Linked DNA regions of Homo sapiens: region 2 is linked to region 1. The links are chromatin loops, found by intact Hi-C in ENCODE. Cell type or tissue: OCI-LY7. All regions are shown on one strand. Links, peaks and the distances in the headings refer to the core of each region. The heading gives the core; the rest is flanking DNA.

Region 1 (9,336 bases), core at 741-8,740:
ATGAACTTATAAAAAATCTATTAAACAGATTTATTTGAAATCTTAACACACATAAACCCTATTCTAAGGAAATCTCTATTTTATTTTAATTTTTGTGGGTTTTTTTTTTTTTTTTTTGGTAGAGACAGGGGTCTTTCTATGTTGCCCAGCCTAGTCTTGAACTCTTAGCTTCAATTGATTTCCCCCACCTCAGCCTCCCAAAGTGCTGGGATTGTAGGCATGAGCCACCACTGCCCGGCCAATCTTAAATCATAGTAGCACTTCTGGTGGCCTTCATGTCTTATGCTACACTCTCTTATATTTTGTGATATTTCTTGTAATCCTGGGACAGGCAGTATCACTGTTAGGATTAGCTCATTCCTGTGAAGCAAGAAAGAGACTAAGGGTTAAAGCCAACTTAGAAAAGACAAGCCAGCAATAAAACATTTGATTTCAGTTAAATATTTATTGTCTGCTTACTGCACTGTGCTTGAGCCTGGGGATACAGAGATGAGAGGTATCCCTGCCCTGAAGATGCTTACAGACTAGTAGGGGATATGGAAAAATAAAAAGGAGGAGCACATAAGTGAGACTGGGATTAGGGTTGCTAGATGTAGCAAATAAAAATAAGGATGCTCAGTTACATTTGAATTTAAAATAAACTAGGACTACCTTGAGTATAAGTATATCCCAAATATTGCCAATAAACAACAATAATTTTTCAGCATAAGTGTATCCTAAGCAGTATTTTGCTCGGCAACCCTAATGAAGAAGGTCCCAGAAGGCTTTCTGGAAAAGGTTACATCTGAGCTGAATTTTGATGAATGAGCATTGCAGACAGAAGGAGGCATGTGCAAAGCTACAAACATGAGAAATAATGCTACATTCCAGGCATAGCATAGCTAGAGCAGAGAAGATGAACGGCAGTTTGCAGAGGTGAAGGAAGCAGGGTCAAACTCATAACAGACCTTGTATCTCATGGTAAGGAGTTCGCCTTTTACCTTCAGAGCAGTAGAGAGTCAGTAGAAGTTTTTAAGCAGGGAAGTGACTGATCCGATTTATGTTTTAGAAAAATTTTGCTACTTGTAGTGGAGAGGGTGGATTAGACAGGAGACAGCACAAGCAGGGGGATCTGTTTTATGGCAGTTGTAATAATCCAGGCACAAGTGACGAGGGTTTAAACTATGGCATTGACAATGGGAATGGAAGGGATGAAACAGCCTCAAAGGATATGAAGGAAATAATTTGATTGCCAGCAATTGGTGACCAGTTGAGTTTGGGGAAATTGGGAAGAACAAGAAATTTAGGACAACTCACTGCTTCCTCCCTCGGTGCCTAGGTGGTTGATGGCACCTTCCACTGAGGCAGGCCATGAAGGAGGACAACCTTGGGACAGAGGAGGGAAGGGTGTGATGGGTTCAGTCTTTGATAGATTGAGTGTGAATTGCTTTTAGGTTATCCAAATCGAGGCAAGAGATGTTCAGGGAGCACTTGGATATTTAATTCACGAAAAAGGCCTAGGCTGGGATAGAGCCAGGATTCCTCAGAGCTGTGGGAATGTCACTGATGATGGTATACAGAGAACACAAGGAAAATGGAACAAAACCCTGGAAAACACTAATACTTAAGATGGTGAGAAAGGAAGAGAATTCCATAAAGAACACTCATAAAGAGTTGCCAGACAGGTGGTTCACTTGAGCTCAAGAGTGCAAGATCAGCCTGAGCAATATGGCGAAACCTCGTCTCTACAAAAAATACAAAACTTAGCCGGGTGTGGTAGTGCGTGCCTATAGTCCCAGCTACTTGGGAGGCCGAGGTGGGAGGATCACCCGAGCCCAGGGAGGTCGAGGCTACAGTGAGGCATAACGCCACTGCACTCCAGACTGGGCGGCAGAGTGAGACCCTGTCTCAAAAAAGATTGAAAAGAGTTGCTAGAGAAGGAGGAGGAAAATATGAAGAGAGAAGCCATAGGAAAGAGTTTTAAAACAGTGTGGTCAACCAGGACAAATGCTGAAGGAGGTTAAATAATATAAGGACTAAAATTTGCAAGTCAGAGATCATTGTTAAAACTGTTATGAGTATTGGCTGAGCGCAGCAGCTCACGCCTGTAATCCCAGCACATTGGGAGGCCAAGGTGGGTGGATCACTTGAGGCCAAGAGTTAGAGACCAGCCTGGGCAACATGACAAAAACCCGTCTCTACTAGAAATACAAAATTTGGCCATGCCTGGTTGTTCTTGCCTGCAATCCCAGCTACCCGGGAGGCTGAGGCACAAGAATTGCCGGAACCCAGGAGGCAGAGGTTGCAGTGAGCCGAGATCACGCCATTGCACTCCAGCCTGGGTGACAGAGTGAGACCCTGTCTCAAAAAAAAAAAAAAAAAAAAAAAGAGAGAGAGAGAATAGAAAAGCTATTAATATATGATTATCTGAATAGATGCATTTGGCAAAATTCAATCAATTCTTAGCAAACTAAGAATAGGAGGGAACTTTCTTAACCTGATAAAAGACATTTATGAAAAACCCACAGCCAACATCTTATGTAATGGTGAAAGTCTGAATATATAATCACTGATATTAGGATCAAAGCAAGGATATACGTTGTCATTTCTATTCCACATATTACTGAATATCCTAGTCACTGTAATAAGTCAAGAAAAAAAATAAAAGACATAGAGATTGGGAAGGAGGGAGAGAAGGAACTGAATCCACCGATGTTTGATGTAAGTGAGGATTAAGTACCCCCATGCAACCTTATTACTAGGTTGTAATGAAAGCAATTTCTGCTAGACATGTAGACATTTATTCAGTCATAAAACATTTTATTTGCAATAAATATATTTATTTTCAAGCAATCATGAAACATTTCATATAATCTGCCTGTAAACTTATTAAAGTTCTAACCCTGCCTTTTTTTTTCTTTTTTTTGAGATGCAGTCTTGCTCTGTCGCCCACGCTGGAGTGCAGTGGTACAATCTTGGCCCACTACAACCTCCTCCTCCTGGGTTCAAGCAATTCTCCTGTCTCAGCCACCCCAGTAGCTGGGACTAAGGTGCACACCACCATTTTTTTTTTTTTTTTTTTAGTAGAAATTGGGTTTCACCAAGTTGGCCAGGCTGGTCTCGAACTCCTGACCTCAGGTTATCCACCTGCCTTGGCCTCCCAAAGTACTGGGATTATAGGTGTGAGCCACTGTGTCCGGCCCCCAAGTCTGCCTTTTTAAGTGCTCTATCAACTTGCATGAAAGATTTAGTCAAGACAAAACCAATGATACTTCAAAGGCAGGCTTGTGTTTCCTTATAATTAGCATCAGGCCACTAGAAATTCTGAACCAATAATTCTCAGTACGTGGTCTCTTAGGCCAGCGTGGGCACTTAAAATTAATGCATATTTTCAGCCTAATCCAAGACCTACTGAGTCCAGAAACTCTGAGACAGGTCCAGCAAACTGTGTTTTCATCAGCCCTCCGTGCAATCTGAAGCTCTCTAAAGTTTGAGAACCTCTAACTGTAAAACTGTTAGCTCCAGGTACCTCCCTAAAGGTAAAGATTATAGCCTCAACTAGTTCTTAAAACCTCTTCATTAAAAGGTATGGAATATCTCATATTTCAGCCAATCCACAACACATATCTTAGATACCTTTAATTTTACCAGTTATCATTCATTTGTAATATTTATCCATCCATTTATCATGCTATTTAACAAACCACAGGCCGGGTGCAGTGGCTTATGCCTGTAATCTCAGCACTTTGGGAGACCAAGGCAGGCAGATTGCCTGAGGCCAGTAGCTTGAGACCAGCCTTGGCAACAAATTGACACACCATCTCTACTAAAAATAAAAAATTAGCCAGGGTGGTGGCATGCACCTATAATCCTAGCTACTTAGGAAGCTGAGGTGGGAGGATTGCTTGAGCCCAGGAGGTCAAGGCTGCAGTGAGCTGTGATCATGCCACTGCACTTCCAGCCTGGGCGACAGAGTGAGACCCTGTCTCGAGAAAATGACAAATTTCACCAATAAAAGCCAGATTTCCTAATTAACAAGTCTCAGAAATTGACCAATCTTGATCAAAGTAAGGAGATAAGGAATATAGAAGCGCTTGGAGTAGCTGCCTCGAGCATTGGCTTCCTGATTACAGCTCTAGCCAAGCACCTGTGCATTCCTGATTTGGATATGAGAGACATCTGGACTATAACTTACACACATATATTAAACTGTGTGTGCTGAGGAATTCTAAAATAAATTGCAGACTCTATTATAACCGAAGGAAGGAAAGAGTGGAGAGGATGTGTGTGTTGCGGGCAGGGGGGAGAGAGATTTGAGCACTTTTAATGGCTGAGAGAGAGAGAGGATGAGAACGCGAACATGAAGTGCAAGTCTAGAAAATGGTGAAGATTTAGTATCGTTGATACGGGGAACGGGAGAGGGTGTTGACGAGAGACGTGGAAGATTTTCAGGCATTGTTAACCCAACTCAGCTATTTTTTTTCCTTAGGAAAAATTGATGAGTTTGTCTGAAATACATTTTTAGAACACACATCTTAGAAAATTACTTAAAACCTGGTAGTATACATCTGTTCATTGTTATTGCCCCCTTGTGGTATAGTTTCCATAGTTGATGAAATTATTCATTCAACTCGGGTGGGTTTCGTCAAATAAGACTAAAGAGTGCCATCTCCTGGTTTGATGAGGTATGTGCAGGCAAGAGAGGCATTTAGGAGAATCACCGGAGTAAAGAACAATCTTAGGACAGGAAAAACCTTTGATGTTTTCGCTGATCATCCTATGGTAAAGTGAAACATTCTCTATAATTTCTGTGTCTTTTTATTTAGAATATCGTTTTACTGACAGTAATTACAGTTTGTGTCTGTGGCTGTGCCTGAAAAACAACAAAACAAAACAAAACAGTACGTGGCCAACCATCCTTTCTATACAAGCATGTGGGAAATTTGCTTTTGGTTTTTGATGTAAGCCACAAGTGGAAGAGCCTGCTCATTGTAACTGCCTCTTTGATGAAGGGTTGGCTTGAGATTTTTTCTTAGAACTAGAATTTGTCTTGTAGCTGAATGCCAGACTAGTCTTTACTGCTTCCCAATAAGTTTACTAATGAGCTACCTGGTTTGTGCTTTAAAAAAAAAAAGTATTAAATATTATAGAAAAGTATGCACTTTAATCCTCAATGAGATTTTAAAGCCAAAGCCACTATTTATGTTGGTTATTTAATAAACATTTACGGAACACTTAAATACCAAACTGTGCTGTGTGCTAGAGAGGAGGGGAGGTTTGAAGATGAATGTAACCAAGTATCTGCCTTCAAATCATCCAGCTTTCCACAAGGGAAGATAACTTGGACACAAATAATGTTAGATTTCAGAATATACAGAAAGAAGGGAGGAAGAAAATAGTGTCAGGAAAGAAATATAAACTCCCAAGATGATTATTGAAAGATGGTTGTGGAAAGAGTCATGTTTAAATCCTGACATTGAACAGAGTTAAGATGAAGTGTTTCTTAAGATTCAGGAGCCCAAGATCAGGACAGTGGAAGGATATCACTCTTTAAGTCCGATCCCATGAATTGTTCATGACAGAGGGCCCTACTTCCGGATAAAAACCCAGCATACACTTCATTCATCCATTTGGCAAGTGCTTTTTTATCTGTATTTGATTATGCGTCAGGCATTGTACAAAGTCCTCAGGAAATAAGGATGAAAGTCCTAGCCCTGTTGTGAGTTGCTTGTATGGAGGGAATGACCAGAGACACCTTTAGTGGGTGCACTCGGGAGGGGTATCTGACACAGTCGGTGCTAAACCTGCTCTGCATGCTCCTCTCCAACATAAATAATCCTGGTTCTGTTACTTTAGTGGTTAAAAGAACAGGCTCTGGAGGCAGACTATCTGGGCTCAGGTTCCAACTCTGCCATTAACCTGCTCTCTGTAAATTTCTTACCCTCTTCTTAACCTCTCTTGCCTCAGTTTCTTTATCAATAAAATGGAGATAATGGTAATACCTATTCCATAGGGAGATTTTGAGAATTTAAGATATATACATGCAAATCTCATAGAACAGTATTGGCATATAAAAAACAATATGACAGCCGGGCACGGTGGCTCACTCCTGTAATCCCAAGCACTTTGGGAGGCCAAGGCAGGCAGATCGCCTGAGGTCAGGAGTTCCAGACCAGCCTAGCTAACATGGTGAAACCCCATCTCTACTAAAAATACAAAAATTAGCTGGGCGTGATGGCAGGTTCCTATAATCCTAGCTATTCGGGAGACTGAGGCAGGAGAATCACTTGAACTGGGGAGGTGGAGTTTGCAGTAAGCCAAGACCACGCCACTGCACTCCAGCCTGGGTGACAAAAGCGAAACTCCATCTCAGAAAAAAAAAAAAAAAACAATATGACAAACGCTGTGTAGCTACCACCTTCTTAACAAATCTTAACCTTTTGCCATATTTGCTTCATTTTTAAAAAGAAGTAAAACATTACAGGTATAGTTGAAGCTCTCTTATCCTGCCTGATATTCTCCTTCCTCCCTCTTTAGAGGAATCACCATCTTGAATTTGGTATGAGTTTTTGCCATGATGTTTTTCTACTTTCACTGCATGTGGCAGGGGTACATAAATACTATGTTTATGTTTGCATATATCTAAACTTTAATAAATGGTACTAAACTGCTCACGTCATTCTGAAATTGTTTCTATTTCACATTATGTTGATATGTCTGGGCCTATTTATTTCATTTTAATGACTGCATAGTATTTCGTACTATGAATATACCACTTTATTCAACCATTCTCCTGTTGAGGGGCATTAACGTTCTTACCCATTTTCCACTCTCACAAACTGCATCTGGATGGCAAATCTCCCAGTACTGCACCTAGATGGCATGCTGCAGTCCTTCCAAGACTGTACCCTGGCCTGCATCACATCTTGTCTTATCTTGTCTTTTCTCTTCTTTTCCTTTTCTTTTTTTCCTTCCTTAAAACTAATCTCTCAAGACCTGGCGCAGTGGTTCACGCCTGTAATCCCAGCACTTTGGGAGGCCAAGGCGGGTGGATAACCTGAGGTCAAAAGTTCGAGCCCAGCCTGACCAACATGGAGAAACCCCATCTCTACTAAAAATACAAAATTACCTGGGCTTGGTGGTGGACACCTGTAATCCCAGCTACTTGGGAGGCCGAGGCAGGAGAATCGCTTGATCCCAGGAGGAGGAGGTTGCAGTGAGCCGAGATCGTGCCATTGCACTCCAGCCTGGGCAACAAGAGGAAACTCCGTCTCAAAAAATAATAATAATAATAAATAATAGTAAATAAACTAATCTTTTATAGAGTTATTGGCCTGCTTTCTTTGGAAGGAAACATTTTTGGTTATTGATTCAATTTTTATATGTATTAATCTAATTCAGCTTTTTTGTTTGTTCCTGTATGACTTTCTATTATGTATATTTTTCTAGAAAAATTGTTTATTTCAAATGTATTACCATAAATTGTTTCTATTTTTTTGCCACCACTACTCTTTTCTTTCCTAATAATGTTTGTTTCTCCTCTTTTTCTCATAATCAGTCTTGCTAAAAGTGTATCTTTTTTGGTAAAGTTTTCAAAGAGCTACCTTTTTATTTTTATTTATTTATTTATTTTGAGACAGGGTCTCACTCTGTCACTCAGGCTGGAGTGCAGTGGCACAATCACATTTCACTGCAGCCTTGACCTCCAGGGCTCAAGCCATCCTCCCACCTCAGCCTTCCGAGTAGCTAGGACACAGGTGTGCATCCACACCTGGCTAATTTTTGTATTTTTTGTAGATACAAAGTTTTGCCATGTTGTCCAGTCTGGTCTGGAACTCCTGGACTCAAGTGATTCACCCTCCTCAGCCTCCCAAAGTGCTGGGGATTATCGACGTGAGCCACCACACCTGGCCTGATTTTTTTTCCATTTATTTCTTCATTTATTATTTCTTTTCTCCTACTTATTTTGAGAGTTTATTTTCATTATTGTTGGGTTTTCTTTTTTTTTTCTTAGAGACAGAGTCTCACTTTGTTGCCCAGGCTGGAGTACAATGGCATGATCGTGGCAGCCTCAACCTCATGGGTTCAAGGGATCCTCCTTCCTCACCCTCCTGAGTAGCTGGGACTACAGGCACACACCACCATGCCTGGCTAATTTAAAAAAAAAAAAATTTTTAGATATGAGGTCTCACTATGTTGCCTAGGCTGGTCTTAAACTTCTGGCCTCAAGCAGTCCTCCTGCCCTGATCTCCCAAAGTGCTGGGATTACAGTTGTGAGCCACTGAGCCGGTCTGTTGGGTTTTTTTTGTTTGTTTGTTTGGTTGGTTGGTTGGTTTTTTTAAGTCTCTTTAGTTGAGCGATTATTTATATTCAGTATCTTGGTTTTTTCGTCATTGCGTTTAAATTTGGAAATTGCTATAATTTTCACTGTAAGAACTGCTTTGGCTGCCTCCCACAAGTTTTGATATATACACTTGCATTGTTGTTCACTTCTAAATATTTCTGCATTTCCATGGTAATTTCTACTTTAACCCACAAATTATTTAGGAATATGCTTTTTAGTTTCCAAACATATGTTTGTTTTTTTGTTTTACTTTTTACTTTTTAAAAAAATTGTACAGTTTTTTGGTCTTTTTTTTTCTCTTTTCTTTTGCAATGGGCCATGTTTGAGCTATGGGACTTCAACTTGACTTTTTTTCTTCCACTTATTTTTTATTTATATGTGGTCAGAGAATGTGGTCTATATGATATGACTTCCTTGGAAACCCTAAACCATACCTACAGGAGCTTTCACTCAAGCTCCTCCTAATGAGGCCTCAGACTTCCCATCACCTTTGCATCAAGGAAGAAACATGCCAATGAAATTGCGGGCCATCTGCTACCAAGCAGATATGCCTAACAGATGGTTCTGCATTTTCTAAAATATCCCCAGAGGTTGACCAGATGGAAGAAAGGCATTGGGCCTCTCCCAAGTGGCCTCCCAAACTTGAGTTTAAGAACTAGATTGCTTTGCTCCTCTCCTGAAGATGAAACTTAATATTCTTAGCTACAGACAGATCTGAAAGAGAAACCAGGTCATAGCCAAGGGCTTGTCCAGGAACTTCTCCACTACTACTAGCTGAAGGGCAACAGTGCCTTGGTGTTGACACTTAACTCTGCACATGGGCAGGGCTCTTGATCTCTATCAGGACTGCCCATATCCTCCAAGCAAACTGTAAGGAGTATTGGTAGGAGGGTACAGGAGGCAGGCCTGAGGAGCCTGTGCCATTCTGAGCAATATACAATAGTCATTAAGAGAGTGGGCTCTGGAGCCAAACTGACTGGGCTAGAATCCTGGCTTTATTATTTTGTAGTTGT
Region 2 (9,336 bases), core at 797-8,796, 92 kb before region 1:
CTTGGCCTCCCAAAGTGCTGGGATTACAGGCGTGAGCCACCGTGCCCAGCCCCCTCCCCTATATTTAACATCCCCCACATAATGGTACATGTTTTACAGTTAATGAACTTACACTGACGTATTATCACCCAAAGTCCATAGTTTTACATTAGAGTTCATTCTTTGTGTTGTACATTCAGTGTGTTTGGATAAATGCATAATGACATGTATCCATCATTATTGTATAGAGTGTAGTTTCACTGCCTTAAAAATCTGTGCTCTGCTTATTTATCCTTCTGTCCCCACTGAGCCCCCAAAAGCCACTGGTCTTTATTGTCTCCATAGTTTTGCCTTTTTCTAAAATGTCATCTAGTTGGAATCACGTAGTATTTTAGGTAGCCTTTTCAAATAGGCTTCTTTCACTTAGTAATATGCATTTACGTCTCCTCTATGGCTTTTCATGGCTTAATAGCTCATTTCTTTTTAACGCTGAATAATATTTCGTTGTCTGGGTGTACCACAGTTTATCCATTCACTTACTGAAGGGCATCTTAGTTGCTTCCAGTATTTGGCAATTATGAATAAGGCTGCTACATAAACATCTGTGTGCAGGTTTTTTTGTGGAGTGCCCCAGTTTTTCATCTTGATGGATTATAGTATTATTTTTTATTCTCCATGAAAGTTTTCTTTTTTTGTAGCAGTTAGGTACATTTTATTGTTTTTATTTTTAAAAGTTGTTTCTAAAAGCAACACTATATCATCCTGTTAAATACCATCATTTTACATTGTCTGATTGAAGAGGTAAGGTGTTGTCGGCTGGGCACGGAGGCTCACGTCTGTAATCCCAGCACTTTGAGAGGCTGAGGCAGGTGGATCACTTGAGGTCAGGAGTTTGAGACCAGTCTGGCCAATGTGGCGAAACCCTGTCTCTACTAAAAGTACAAAAAATAGCCGGGTATGGTGGCATGTGCCTGTAGTCCCAGCTACTTGGGAGGCTGAGGTGGGAGAGCTTGAACCCGGGAGTTGGAGGTTGCAGTGAGCCAAGATCACGCCACTGCACTCCAGTCTGGGTGACAGAGTGAGACTCTGTCTCAAAACAAAAAAAAAAAAAAAAAAAAGAAAGAAAAGATAAAGTGTTAATATTTTTAACATATCCATTTCTTTTATTTATTTATTTATTTTTTTTTTTGTGAGACAGGGTCTTGCTTTGTTGCCCAGGCTGGTCTCAAACTCCTGGGTTCAAGTGCACCTTCCCACCTTGGACTTCCAAAATGCTAGGATTATATGTATGAGCTACTATGTCTGGCCATATTCATTTCTAGATGTTCAAATCATTTGCAAATAATTTTCCTTTAAAACTTTTTAATCTACGAAGTATGCGAGTTTAGAAAACCAGGATATTGCAATGTGCATGTTTTAATAACCCAAAATATTAGTAAATGAATTTATCTTTGAAAATAAGCAATTCCTTTTTTGTTGTTGATTGGGTATTTAATGAAATTAAATAGTTATCTTTCTTAGGTGTGATCATGGAATGGTGGTTATTTTTTTCTGTTTCATTTTTTGTTTTTTTAAATTATGGTCAAAAGCACATAAAATTTGCTATCTTAACCATTTTTAAGCATATAGTATAGTAGTATTAACTATTTTATGCACTTTGTGCAGCAACAAAGATCTGTGCAGCAGATCTCTAGAACTTCTTCATCCTGCAAAGTCGAAACTCTACCCATTGAACGACTCCTCATTTCCTCCTGCCCCTGGCCCTTGGTGACCACATTCTGCTTTCTGTTTCCATTAGACTGCTTTATACTTCATATAAGTGGAATCACACAGCATTTGTCTTTTTGTGACTGCCTTATTTCACTTAACATAATGTCACCCATGTAGATTATGACAGGATTTCCTTCTTTTTTAAAGGTGAATAGTATTCCATTGTATGTATATTCCACATTTCCTTTATCCATTCATTAGTCGATGAACATTTAGGTTGCCTCTACCTCTTGGCTATTGTGAATTGTACTACAATGAACATGGGAGTGCAAATATCTCTTTGAGATCTTGCTTTCAATTTTTTTGTATATCCAGAAGTGGGATTGTTGGATCACATGGTAATTCTATTTTTAATTTTTTTAGCAACCTTCATACTGTTTTCCAAAGTGGCTTTACCCTTTTACATTCCCACCAACAATACACAAGGGTTTCAATTTTTCCACATCCCCGTCTGCACTTCTTTTCTTTTTTTTTTTTTAAGAGTGACCATTCTCACGGGCGTGAGCTGATACCTTGTTTTAGTTTTTATTCACTTTCCTGATGATTAGTGGTGTTGAACATCTTTTCATATGCTTTTTGGCCATTTGTATATCTTCTTTGGAGAAAGTTCCTTCTTGATTTGTTGTTTCAGATTGATATTTATTCAACAGGGTTATGTGTTATTGTGAGCAGAGTTCCCCTTTCTTAAGAACAGGGTAAACATGTTTGAAGATATTCTTCCAAGAGAGATTTTAATGTATTAACAAGCTTCTGAATTAGTACATCCATTTCAGATGTAGCATAGTATCAGAGTCATAGACTATTATTAGATCTTAGAGCTAGTGCCACAAGTTTTACTCCCTGTCCCCCACTGCTTGAAAATTGGGACTCCTTATTTATTTTAAATCTAGAATGTTGATCAGGCTGCCATCCTATGTACCTTTCATTGGATCCTGTATTTTTTTTTAAAAAAAAGCCATAAAGGATTTTTTTTAGATTACGGGGAAATTTGAAAATGGATTACATATTGGATAGTAGTATTGTATCAATGTTAAATTGTGCTGTATGGGATAGTGTTCTGGTTTTCAGAAAATATAAACTGTAGTGTTTTTTTCAGGCAAAGTCTTGCTTTGTTACCCAGGCTGGAGTGCAGTGGCGTCATCATGGCTCAATGGTTCACTGCAACCTAGCCTTCCTGGCTCAAGCGATCTCCCACCTCAGCCTCCCAAATAGCTGGGCCCACAGGCCTGTGCCACCACACCTGGCTAGTTTTTGTATTTTTTGTAGAGACCAGGTTTCACCATGTTGCCCAGGCTGGTCTCGAACTCCTGGGCTCAAGCAGTCGGCCCACCTTGGCCTCCCAAAGTCCTGGCATTACAGGCGTGAGCCACTATGCCCAGCCAAAACTAAAGCCTTTAGGGTAAAAAGTATCATAATGTCTGTAATTTACTTACAAATGGTTCAGGAAAAAAATGTTTGTATATACATATACAGAAAGCAGGGTTTCTTAATCTCAGCATTATTGATATTTTGGGCTGGATAATTGTGTGGGACTTGGTGTTGCAGGATGTTTAGCAGCATCCATGGGCTCTACCCGTTAGATATCAGTAGCATTCCCCCAGTAGTGACTATCAGATATGTCTCCAGACATTTGTGTGTGTTTTTTTTTTTTTTAAAGAGTGGCCATTCTCATGGGTGTGAGTTGGTATTTCATTGTAGTTTTAATTTCATTTTCCTGATGATAAGTTGTCCTCTGGGGGGCAAAATCATCTACAGTTTAGAATGCCTGATACAGAGAAGGAGAGGGTGGGGGGCGGGGGAGTATTTATGTATATTTAGGAAGAGTGAAAAGGCAAATAAATTAGAACAATGTTAGCAGTTGATAAATATAGGTAGGTATAGGGTATAAGAGTATTCATTGTATTAGTCTTTTAAATTTTCTGTAGGTTTAAACATTTTCAAAATTAGTTTGGGGAAAGTAAATTAGACTGGATTTTATAGTAATTGAGTATGACTGGAAATGTATGAACTCTGTTCAAAGTTACATCTCTTAATAGAAAAATGAGATTTGACAGAGCATATTTGAAGTCAGTGATTAAATAAAGAGTATTAGTTTTCCAGTGCTCCTGTAACGAATTACCACAAATTTAGTGGCTTAAAACAACGCCCATTTGTTTGTACCCTGATCTCAGAGTTTTGTTAACTTAGAAGTCAGGGCACAGTGTGACTCAGCTGTTTCTCTGCTCCAAGTTTCACAAGGTTGAAATCAGTGTCACCAGGGCTGAGTTTCTTTCTAGAGTTTTGGGAATGATTCGGCTTCCAGATTCTTTCCAGTTGTCAGAATTCAGTTACATGTGGTTGCAGGACTGAGTCTCCATTTCCTTGCTGGCTGCTGGCTGAGGATTGTTCTCAGCCTCTAGAGGCCACCTGCATTTCATGGTTCATGGTTCATGGTTCATGTTTCCCTTTCTCCAACTTCAAAGCCAGCAACTATGGGTGGAGTCCTTTGTTTCACATCTCTCTGCCTCCCTCTTCTGCCTCATCTTACTAACTCCTCTGCCTTCCTCTTCTGCTTTTAAGAGCTCGTATGATTGCGTTGGATCCACTCAGATAATCCAGGATAATCTCTATTTTAAAGTCATCTGAGTAGTAACCTTAGTTCCACTTGCAAAGTCCCTCCTTCACAGCAGTACTTGGATTAGTATTTGAAATAACCAGAGGGTGGAAATGTTGGTGGATATCTATAGAATTCTGCCTCCACAGGAAGATATAATTGAATTCTAATAGTAAAAAAAAGTAATTATTTCTTAAAATACTTTGTTTCTTTCCTATTAGTATTAGGTTTAACGGTGGTACCAAAGCAAGAGATTTTTATAAGAGAGCTATGATTATATTAATCCTTCTGGCAATAACTATGAAAGGAGTCTTGGATGTTTATTAAAGGAAGGAAAATGAAAATAGCTGCTAACAATTACATTTGGAAATACTTGTTTTTACCATAAACACTATTCTTTTTTGTTTGTTTGTTTGAGACAGGCTCTCCCTCTGTTTCCTAGACTGGAGTGCAGTGGCACAATCATAGCTCACTGCAGCGTCGTCCCAGGCTCAAGCAAGCTATCCTCCCGCCTCCCAAATAACTTTTGAATGCATCATCTCATCTTCATTCTTCTGCTGTTACTGTAATTCACATCTCCTTTTGTCTAATTAGGCCCATTGTAATAGCCCAGTCTAACCCTTTCAGATCTATCCTCCACATTGCTTCCAAAGTAATTTGTTCAGGTCTCCCTTCCTGCTGGTGAAATCCTTCAGTGGCTTCCCATTGCCTTTAGGAGTCTATGCAGAGTTCTGAGCACCGCTCTTCATTTCTTGCCCCTTCCTATATTGTCGTTCCATTCCTGCCACTACCACCTTGTGCACCATTTGCTCTATCAATCCTGAAAAACTTCCAGTTTCCAGACAACATGCTCTCTCTCATGTGTCAACGTGTCCACCCCACCTTTCCTCTTTGCCTTAGAATGTCCTTTCCCCATTTGCTCTCCATACCCATTCATCTGGTTTATTGTCTTTTTTTTACTTGTCCTTTAAGTCTCAACTCAAAGAGGAAGTGACCTTTCAGCAGTCCCTCCTTAATACTCCACAGTATTAGTGTACCTCTTCTGTGACCCAAACTGCGAGTGCATGATACCTGGCATGCTCTTCTCTTAAGCACTTAGAAGACTGAAATGTTGTCAGTGGTTTCCATATCCTTCTTCCATCCCAGACTGTGATCTCTTTGAGAGCTAAAATGTCAGTTTTCTCTGTCTTTTGTGGCTAGGGCAGAGCAGATGAGGAAAAAATATTTGTTGAATGAAATGAATCAGCATACATAATTGTAAAGATACAGAGTTTTATAGAACTGATTAGATAAACTAATTCCTTATCTGAAAGAATGTGTACACAGCAAGTCAAATAGTATAGATGAGCTTATGATACAAACTATGTTTCTCCTTCCACTTCATCCTGCCCCTAGCTTTATTCCCTAAAGGTAGCCTCTCTTTAACCATTTATATTTTTGGATTTCCTGGTTACTATGCCTCTTACTTCTATAGCTATATCTCTAAAGAAAACTGTACACATCCTGGGAGGTTCATAAGATTCTTAATTTGAGTACTGAAAGAAATTATTGCTGGGCACAGTGGCTCATGCTTGTAATCCTAGCACTTTGGGAGGCCGAGGTGGGTAGATCACCTGAGGTCAGAAGTTCGAGACCAACCTGGCCAACATGGTAAAACCCCGTCTCTACTAAAAATACAAAAAAATTAGCTAGGTGTGGTGGTGGGTGCCTGTAATCTCAGCTACTCAGAAGGCTGAGGCAGGAGAATTGCTTGAACCCGGGAGGTGGAGGTTGCAGTGAGCTGAGATTGCGCCATTGCACTCCAGCCTGGGCAACAAGAGCGAAACTCTGTCTCAAAAAAAAAGAATTATTTGAAATTTTATTTATTGTATACATTTTGGAAAGTATATTAACTTTATTAAGTTTTTTAAGTTCCCCAAATACTTCCTGAAGGAAGGTGAAGTTCTAATTTTGGGGGTGGGAGTGGGAGGGTAGAGAAGTGGGTAAGAAGAATGTCAAATCGTTGGTTCTTTATTTGTATGCTGCTTTAAAAAAATGAAGTTAACTAATCCCAGTACTTTGAGAGGCTGAAGTGGGTGGATCACCTGAGGTCAGGAGTTCGAGACCAGCCAGGCCAATATGGTGAAACCCCATCTCTACTAAAAATACAAAAAATTAGCCGGGTATGGTGGTGGTCATCTGTAATCCCAGCTACTTGTGAGGCTGAGGCAGGAGAATCGCTTGAACCCGGGAGGTGGAGGCTGCAGTGAGCCAAGATCGCACCATTGCACTCCAGCCTGGGCAACAAGAGTGAAACTCCACCTCAGGGGGGAAAAATATATATATATACACACACATATATATATATACACACACACACATATATATACATATATATGTATATATACATATATATTAAATATAAAAAATATATGTGTATATACATATGTGTATATATACATATACATGTATATATACACATATGTATATATACGTATATATATTAAATACAAAAAAATATAAAATAAATATATATATATGAATATGAAGTTAACTACCTTTTAGCTGGGTGTGGTGGCTCATGCCTGTAATCCCAGCACTTTGGGAGGCTGAGGCAAGAGGATCACTTGAGCTCAAGAGTTCGAGACCAGCCTGGGCAACATAATGAGAACCCGTCTCTATTTTTTAAAGAAAAAAGTTAATTACCTTTTTAAAAAAGTTTTTAAAAATTATTTTTAGTTGACACATAATTGTACATATTTATGGGGTACAATGTGATATTTCAATACATGTTCCATTCCTGCCACCACCACCTCATGTACCATTTGCTCTAGCAATCCTGAAAAACTTCCAGTTTTCCAGACAACATGCTGTCTCATGTGTCAACATGTCTACCCTACCTTTCCTCTTTGCCTTGGAATGTCCCTCCCACTTTCTGTCAGCTACACTTTTACTTTTATACTGCCAAAGTTGATAACATTTATATTTTTTCCTATTGTACAACCAAGTCTCCATGTAAGTATAATGATCAAATCAGGATAATTAGCACGTCTATCCCCTTAAACTTTTATCATTTCTTTAAACTGGGAACATACAAAATCCTCTCCTAGCTATTTGAAAATATGCAATAAATTATTGTTAACTAGAGTCACTCTACAGTGCTGTAGAATACTAGAACTTATTCCTCCTATCTAGCTGCACTTTTGTGTCGGTTAACCAATCTTTAGCTATTCCTCTGTCCCCCGTACCTTTTCCTACCTCTGGTAACCACCATTCTACTATCTATTTCTATGAGATCAACTGTTTTAGTTTCCACATATGAGTGAAAACATGTGGTATTTATCTTGCTGCGCCTGGCTTGTTTCACTTAACATACTGTCCTGCAGGCTCATCCATATTGCCGTGAAAGACAAGATTTCATTGTTTTCTGTGGCTGAATAGTATTCCATTACTTTGATTGATTCCCTATCTTGGCTATTGTGAATCATGCTGCAGTAAACATGGAAGTACAGCTGTCTCTCCATACTGATTTCCTTTCCTTTGGATAAATACCCAGTAGTGGGATTGCTGCATTATATGGTAATTCTGTTTGTAGTTTTTTTGAAGAACCTCCATAATCTTTCCCATAATGGCTGTACTAATTTATATTCCCACCAACTGTGTATAAGAGTTCCCTTTTCTCTGCATCTTTGCCAGTATTTGTTATTTTTTGTCTTTTTGGTAATAGCCATTCTAACTGGGGTGAGATGATAGCTCATTGTAGTTTTGATTTGCATTTCCCTGATGATTTTCTTATCCTTGTTTTGACCATTTGTATGTCTTCTTTTGAGAAATGTCTGTTCAGATCATTTGCCCAGCTTATATACTTTTAAAAAATATCTTAAAATGTTTATTTTTGTATAAGAATAACTGATGATTTTCTGTATTTTGATGTATTATTATAAGTATTTCCCCGCCTTGAAAAATGCATTCAAAATTATTCTTACATACTTAAAACTTTTATTTTTGTGTAAGTTACTATATACATATAATAGATGAGTATAGTCGTAGTTTTACATAGAATAGAAATAACTAAATATAATTATATCAGGGATTTGTGCTTATTACTATTTTCCTGAAAGGATTGCATTATCAAAAAAATTTGGAGATCACTGCTCTACATAATAGACTTTTATGTCTGTGTGGTTTTTTTTTTTTTTTTTTGAGACAGGGTCTCACTCTGTCACCCAGGCTGGAGTACAGTGGCACAGTCTCAGCTCACTGCCGCTTCAACATCGCAGGCTCGGGAGATCCTCCCACCTCAGCCTCCCAAGTAGTTGGGACCATAGACAAGTGCCACCAGGCTTGGCCAATTTTTGTATTTTTTTATAGAGGCAGGGTTTCACCATGTTGCCCAGGCTGATCTCAAACTCCTGGGCTCAAGCAATCTGCCTGCCTCAGCCCCCAAAGTACTGGGACTACAGGCATGAGCCATCGGGCCCAGCCTACCTCTGTTTCTTGATTTATCAAGTTTAGTTAATATTTGCTAACTTGGTGTTAAAAAATGAATATTTAGTTTTCTCACATCATTATCCCTCTCCATTGTTTGATAGTTGTAATTTTAATTTAACTTATTCTGTTGCTTAACTTGGTAACCTCAGAAATAACAACTGTTTCTTATTTTATCCGCTTTTGACAGTCTTTCTTGACTCTCCCCTTTTTTAGAAGGGACATGAGAACATGTGCTCCTTTTTCTACCTGTTTTTTCCTCTCTTCTACTTCCCACTTTCTGTCAGCTACTTTTAATTTTACACTGCCAAAGTTGATAACATTTATATTTTTTCCTTTTATACAACCAAGTCTCCATATAAGTTGAATTTTGAATATGAGAACTATAAATAATATTATATTATTATGACTTGTTAATTCTTCCATAAAGGAAAATCTCCCTTATAAACCTGAAACCCATTGTCTGCAGCTTATAGTTATTTTCCTTTTATTATAGGAAGCACGTAGAATTAACAGACCTCAACAAT

The links. A loop is a pair of places that touch in the nucleus more often than their neighbours do. Peaks named below come from ENCODE experiments on the same cell type or tissue, not always from the same donor. Only the 100,000 strongest peaks of a DNase experiment are listed, where the experiment ranks them.
Region 2: a loop joins it to region 1, with 5 times the contacts of the local background. A loop is called at or near these places in 76 of 110 quality-filtered maps.

What each region holds. Positions count from the first base shown.
Region 1 is chr1:92,854,353-92,863,688 of GRCh38, reverse strand. The region is part of intron 2 of DIPK1A (divergent protein kinase domain 1A); the gene reads left to right. Among named protein-coding and RNA genes, the nearest start is that of SNORA66, 18 kb to the right of the region's middle. In OCI-LY7, for the core only: a CTCF peak has its summit at 4,604 (motif pointing left); a DNase peak (open chromatin) is centred at 4,608; H3K4me3 peaks cover 822 bases; H3K27ac peaks cover 1,424 bases.
Region 2 is chr1:92,946,132-92,955,467 of GRCh38, reverse strand. All of the region lies in intron 1 of DIPK1A (divergent protein kinase domain 1A), which reads left to right. Among named protein-coding and RNA genes, the nearest start is that of DIPK1A, 11 kb to the left of the region's middle. RefSeq lists silencers at 777-960, 5,262-5,556 and enhancers at 4,046-4,135, 5,541-5,600. In OCI-LY7, for the core only: CTCF peaks have their summits at 3,283, 3,500 (motif pointing right), 4,061 and 4,261 (motif pointing left); DNase peaks (open chromatin) are centred at 1,727, 2,922, 4,197, 5,377 and 2 weaker places; H3K4me3 peaks cover 5,778 bases; H3K27ac peaks cover 6,826 bases.